Regions from separate parts of the Homo sapiens genome. Here region 1 is linked to region 2. A link is an interaction called in ENCODE POLR2A ChIA-PET data of the cell type or tissue named here. Cell type or tissue: Caco-2. All regions are shown on one strand. Each heading gives the region's core, and the rest is flanking DNA. Links, peaks and the distances in the headings are about the cores only. Region 1 overlaps ITM2C (integral membrane protein 2C). Region 2 overlaps SPATA3 (spermatogenesis associated 3).

The links. ChIA-PET counts read pairs that join two places held together with the same protein. Peaks named below come from ENCODE experiments on the same cell type or tissue, not always from the same donor. Only the 100,000 strongest peaks of a DNase experiment are listed, where the experiment ranks them.
Region 1: POLR2A ChIA-PET joins it to region 2 with 6 read pairs; 5 of 35 experiments call an interaction of 5 or more read pairs at or near these places.

What each region holds. Positions count from the first base shown.
Region 1 is chr2:230,869,406-230,872,307 of GRCh38, reverse strand. All of the region lies in intron 1 of ITM2C (integral membrane protein 2C), which reads right to left. Among named protein-coding and RNA genes, the nearest start is that of ITM2C, 5.9 kb to the right of the region's middle. RefSeq lists enhancers at 1,443-2,100, 2,101-2,758. In Caco-2, for the core only: no CTCF peak of the experiment used is centred there; DNase peaks (open chromatin) are centred at 1,217 and 1,527.
Region 2 is chr2:231,005,649-231,008,550 of GRCh38, reverse strand. It overlaps SPATA3 (spermatogenesis associated 3), which reads right to left. Exons shown (of 5, transcript NM_139073.5): 5 at 511-1,329. Among named protein-coding and RNA genes, the nearest start is that of SPATA3, 11 kb to the right of the region's middle. In Caco-2, for the core only: no CTCF peak of the experiment used is centred there; a DNase peak (open chromatin) is centred at 1,140.

The sequences.
Region 1 (2,902 bases), core at 98-2,597, 140 kb after region 2:
CCGGGGCCAGTCTCTGCCTCCAATGTTCACCATTTAATCCTTCCTCCGTGGTGTCCACATACGGCCAAGAGTGAGGTTAGAGGTCAGTCCCTGCGGACTGCCGCAGTATTGGGGAGAGGAGGGGATCCAGCCCCAGAGCCTGAAGCTTCTCATTCTGGCTCTGCCACTACCTGCCTGCTTAGCACTTTCTGGGCCTCGGCTTCCCCATCTGCAAAATGAGCAGGTCAGACCAAGTGACCTCTCAGGCCCTTTCCGGCCAGGCGTTCTGGGATGGGAACAGATTTCCTTTCTCCCTTCCCCCTGGAGGGGGGTGGTTCAGGCCTAAGTGACTCAGGACAGGCCCTATCTCTCAGCACAGCACAGGGGTCCTGCCCTGGGGGCGCCTGCTTCGCTCCTCAGGTTTCACCTCCCACCCTTTTAGAGCACAGGGGAGTGTGGGGCCTGGGCCCTGGGGAGCTGAGGGTCTGACCCGCCCTGCTTAGGAAAAGGACAGAAAATGTCTGGAGGACCCCCCCTTCACTGCGGACATGCGTGAGCAGGTCAGCAGGCCCCCAGCATCCTCACCATGGGGTGCCCCTGCCTGTCCTGCACCCTCACACTCAAGTCTGCCCGCAAGGGAGCCTGCTGGGTGGGTGTGGGAGGTCAAACCACTGCCCGCACTGCCTGGCCCATGAGGAGGCCGGGGCCTCTCCCCACCTTGCCCTGCTTTAGGGGTCCCGTGATCATATGGACCACCTGCCCACTGTCATCTCCTCAGCAGCCAGGGGCACTAACCAAGGTCACCAGCAAGTGACGGGCATGGCCACAGTGCACAGGGCCCTCAGGAACAGCTGCTGGCCACAGGGGGTTGGGACTAAATGGCTTTGGTTTTCCAATGGACTCCCGGGAGCAGCAAGAGACGGGGGTGACACCTTCCGTTGGCATCTCCCAGGGATCGAACCACCCAGGAGCTCTTGCAAACCAGGCACCAGGGATGCCCTCCTGCCCCTCTGGCGCTCCTGAGCAGGTCTTAAGGAAAGGTGGCTGACCCTGACACAGGCCAGGCTGCCTACAGCAGCTGGGAAATCTGCCCTCGGGACACAACAAACACCAGGGCTCAGATTGTATTTAGGGGTCAAGTGGGGCTACAGGCCCAGCGGGGCCCTGCAACCTCCCCCTTCTCGGGTCTCCCATGCAAAATGTGGACAGACTCTGCGTGACAGGGGTTTTGCTGGGATTAAACGAGACAAAGAACCTAAAAGCCCTTTGTAAAGGATCAAGTGCTAGATAAAAATAGCAGATCTTTATCAGCCGAGCCTTTCCTTTTTAGGGCTGACTCTGTGGACAGCTGTTGAGGCTGCATTGTGGCCAGACTTTTGCTTCTGCATTCTGGAAAACCAGGGAAACTAGCTTGTGAGATTGCTAACAACCAGAAAGACAGAAAAGGGAAAAAAAAAAAAGTCAAAGCGCTACGTGGGAGAGCCCGAGGGCCTGCTCCACAAATCAAATTCACCGACAAGGTGAGGCCTGCTAGCTTTATGGCAAAGGGCAGCCTCGCCTTTCCGCCTTTCCGCCTTAATGCTGGTCTGCAGAACTTGAGCTGGGTCCCGTGTCTCCCTGTCCTGGGGGAGGGGCTGGGCTCGGAGGCCCCACCGAGGGAGGTTAGAGAAGACAGAGCAGGGAGAAGGTGAGGCTTCCACGGCCCCAGCTGAAGAGCAGCAGTGGCAGGTGTGGCAGAGAAGGGCAGGGGTTCCTGCCAAGACCCCTCACTGTGAAGGCTGGGGATCCCCCACCTTACCTAGACTGCGGGTGGGCACTTCTCTCTCATGGCCCTGCTGATGTCCCCCAGCACACACCCGGGCTCAGCCACGCTGCCACCCTCCCAGCTCCGCTCCAGCCTGCAGAGCCAAACCCTCAGAGGCACCATTATGAGCAGAAGTGCAGAAGGCAGCATTACAGGCTACCAGAAAGTAGACAGGAAAGCGCAGATGTCCCTGCTTGGAGGCGAAGGCATTTCCTCCATAAAGCCCCACACAGAGGCAGAACTCCTAAATCCCGCCCCAGCGCTGCCTCTGCCTACTGTGCCCAATCAACACCAAGGCTCAAACACCAAAGCCCTGGAACCCTCACTGTCCCTTTGGCCCTCAAAGCAGCCTGTGATCTCGGGGTATTTACACCTGTCTGGGGACAGTGGGGCATCAGGGAGCCTGGGCTCAACCCAGAGCCCTGGCCCCTTGGGATCCCTGGTGCCCAGCTCACTAGAAAGATGGCCGAATGGCCCACCTTCCTGAGACCCCAGCCGCACCACCTATCATGCTGGGGACCCAGAAAAATGTTGCTCCCCATAGGAAGCAGTTACTGACAGTGAGGTATCTGAGGAGGGGGGCTCCCATTTAGATAGTAGAAAAATATTGCATATTGTTTCCAAGGCAACAGAGCTCTCTGAGCGAAGGGCGCATGAGCCGGAAGTCCAGGGACCCGAGAGAGGCCTGGGCCTCTCCCTGCAGGCTTAAACTGAGACCCACAGGGGCACTCATTAAATGATTTACCAAAGCCAGGGCCAAAATGGTCAGGGGGAAACCAGCCAACTGTAGCATTAACTCGGCAGACCCCCACAGCTGGAAGGGAGCGCTCCCGGGCCCCATCCCCCAGTAACAATGTCCAAATTAACTGCAAGCCGATTTAACGATGATTGCAGATTGCAGCCTGCCTGGAGGGGTTCGGCAGCCAGAAACGCACTCCTGAGGCCCAGGCTGAGAACAGGGAAGATGGGGGTTGGGGAGGCAGTCTCATCTCACCTCCCCCACATCTCTCCTGGTCCTCAGCAGCTTTCTTTCCCAGGCTCCAGACCACAGAGGCCAGGGCACCCACCGAGTGTGTGTGTCTTGTATGTGTTCAAGACAGAGCCTAGCTGGGGGAGAGG
Region 2 (2,902 bases), core at 94-2,593:
GGGTGGGGAATGGGCTCCAGCCTGGCCCATCCTGCCCAATCCCACCAGTGCTGTTGTGGGTAAACCAGCTCCCTGCCTTCCCAGTGGCTGCCCTGCTGGGTCCCGGTCTAACTAATTCTTAGAGTCATAGGAGGTCACCTGGGCATGGGTCTGTGGATGCCTCACAGGCATTCAGCATTGTCCTCCCTCCACCCCTACACCATATGCCGCTGTCACCGTTCCAGTGCATGCGGGCTGACTCCTAAACCTCGCATCTGCACTTCTTTGCCTGGGGGCTTCCTCTCCAGAAGGGGACAAAAGTGTGGAGGAATTAACCACCTCCCTCCTCGCAGCCTTTCTCCAAGACCAACAGGTTACAAATGCCTCAGCTCCCTGTCAGGTGGGATGACTATGCTGTGTGGTGTGTGTTCTCCATTCTCCCATCCCACGACGCCCCAGCAGGATCAGGCTTCAGCTGCCCTCAATGGCCACTGCATTAGGACTCACTAGTACTGGCTGTCCTCCCTTCTTTGGTGGTTCCTTTTTTTTATTTTTATTTTTTGAGACAGGGTCTTGCTATGTCGTCCAGGCTGGAGTGCAGCGGTGCAATCATAGCTCACTGCAGCCTTGACCTCCTGGGCTTAAGCCATCCTCCTGTCTTGGCCTCCCAAAGTCTTGGAATTATAGGCATGAGCCACCAGGCCCAGCCTCCTTCCCTCGTTGACACTCCTCTCCCCTATTGGTGTTTGCTGGGATCACCTTGAACTAAGATTTCGAGTCGCCTGTTCAGGAGCTAGAGGTAGAATCGCACCAGGCACTGGCTGGGTGTAGCCACATCACTAGCACTAAACACAAGGCTGCATGGCAGGCTGCTCCCCATCACAGGTGACCCTAAAAGAAGCTGTTTCTAGAGACAGTGTTCCTGGGCACAGGGCCTCTGTCCTCTGGGGTGCAGGCCTGGAGGCGAACCGGCACATTCCTCCTATTCCCAGTAACTGGGATTACCCTGGGACAGAGGTGCAGATGACTAACTACGTTAGCTATTGAGTTAAGCTTTATAATCCCTTCCTTTAGAGTGAGAAAATCTAAAGCAAACACTGTGTTCTGTGAGTGTGTGCAGAGAAAGCTGCTCCACCGGGGGTCTGTGGCCCTGAACAGGAATGACAGGCACCAGTTCTGCTTGACCTGTGGCCCAAAAGGTCACTGGGGCCCCCAGACCTCCCTTCCTAGTCATTTGCCAAGTCCAACTTTTATGTCTCTAAGTAAAACATGCTAAAGAAACAGAACTCGTTTTTTTTTTCTTTTTTTAAATTTTGGTGACAAGAGAGGTCCCTTTGATGGAAACTGGATCTGTAAGAAAAACAAGGACAGAGCCAATCAGCTTAGACAATACCCCGTGTGACCTGGAATCCTGGTGGCTTTCCAGTTTCACAGCCTCACAGGTGAGGCTTCAGCAGCTGTGATCCTTCCGTGGAGAAATAAATTATTTAGGATTCAAATTTCTTCCATTCCTTGCACCCACTCCTTCTTTCAGCCACACACCTCAGGCTGTAATGCCTTTTGCCAGGCGCCTGGCCAGGCTTGGCTCCTGCTCAGCTCATCGGTGCCAGCGCCTTCCCCGGGGGCCCCTGCAGCTATGATGGAGTCTCACTCCCCAAAAGCTACACTGCAGTGGTTTGACCACATTCAACGCCCAAAATGGCTGGGAAAGAAGTCCTTTGCTTTTAGGGCCTCACCTTCAGCTGAGGAAGATGCCAAGGGAGAGGTTCACCAAACTTTAGGAAAGAAAATTCTAGAAGCATCTTTCCCCAAAAAGGAAAGATGTCACTGTCGTCAGATGGTTCTTCACTCTCTGGACAGGGAAGGACATCAAACTGCCTGTTGATTAAGAGCTGAGCCTACAAGATCAGCACGACTTAATGTACCCCCACGATGCACCTCCATCGCCCTCCCCTACAGTGACTCTCATACAGGTGCCCGGGCAGCTTTCATTGGCTAAAGTTCTTCCCTGGCCAGTTAAAAAGTAAGCTAATTTTCTTTTCTTTTTCTTTCTTTCTTTTTTTTTTTTGAGACAGAGTTTCGCTGTTGTTGCCCAGGCTGGAGTGCAATGGTGCGATCTCGGCTCACTGCAACCTCCACCTCTTGGGTGCACACCATTCTCCTGCCTCAGCCTCCCGAGTAGCTGGGACTACAGGTGCCCGCCACCACGCCCGGCTATTTTTTTTTGTATTTTTAGTAGAGACGGGGTTTCACCGTGTTGGCCAGGATGGTCTTGATCTCCTGACCTTGTGATCTGCCTGCCTCGGCCTTCCAAACTGCTGGGATTACAGGCGTGAGCCACCACACCCGGCCTTTTTTTTTTTTTTTTTTCTTGAGACAGGGTCTCATGAGTTCTGTCACCCAGGCTGGAGTGCAGTGGTGCAATTATAGCTCATTGCAACCTCCAACTGCTGAGCTCATGCAATCCTTCCACCTCAGCCTCCCAAATAGCTGGGATTACAGGTGTGTACGACCATGCCTGGCTAATTTTTTAATCTTTTTTTCTTCTTCTTTCTCTTTTTTTTTTTTTTTGTAGAGACAAGGTCTTGGTATGTTACCCAGGCTGGTCTCAAACTCCCAGGCTCAAGTTATCCCCCTGCCTGGGCCTCCCAAAGGTCTAGGATTACAGGTTTGAGCCACTATTCCCAGCCAAAAAGTAAGCAAATTTAAAGAAAAATATTAAGTGATTTTACAGGTATCAAAAGTCAGTAAAATTAGGGGAACACTGATTTAACAAATGGTAATGATTATCATGATGATGATAATGGTGTTGATGACAACTACCTCCAAGGGTGATGGTTGTAAAGATTAATTGAAGGGATGTGCAGAATTGCCAGGTGCAGGGCCTGGTGATAGAGGTAGGTGGTGGTGGTGATGGTGATGG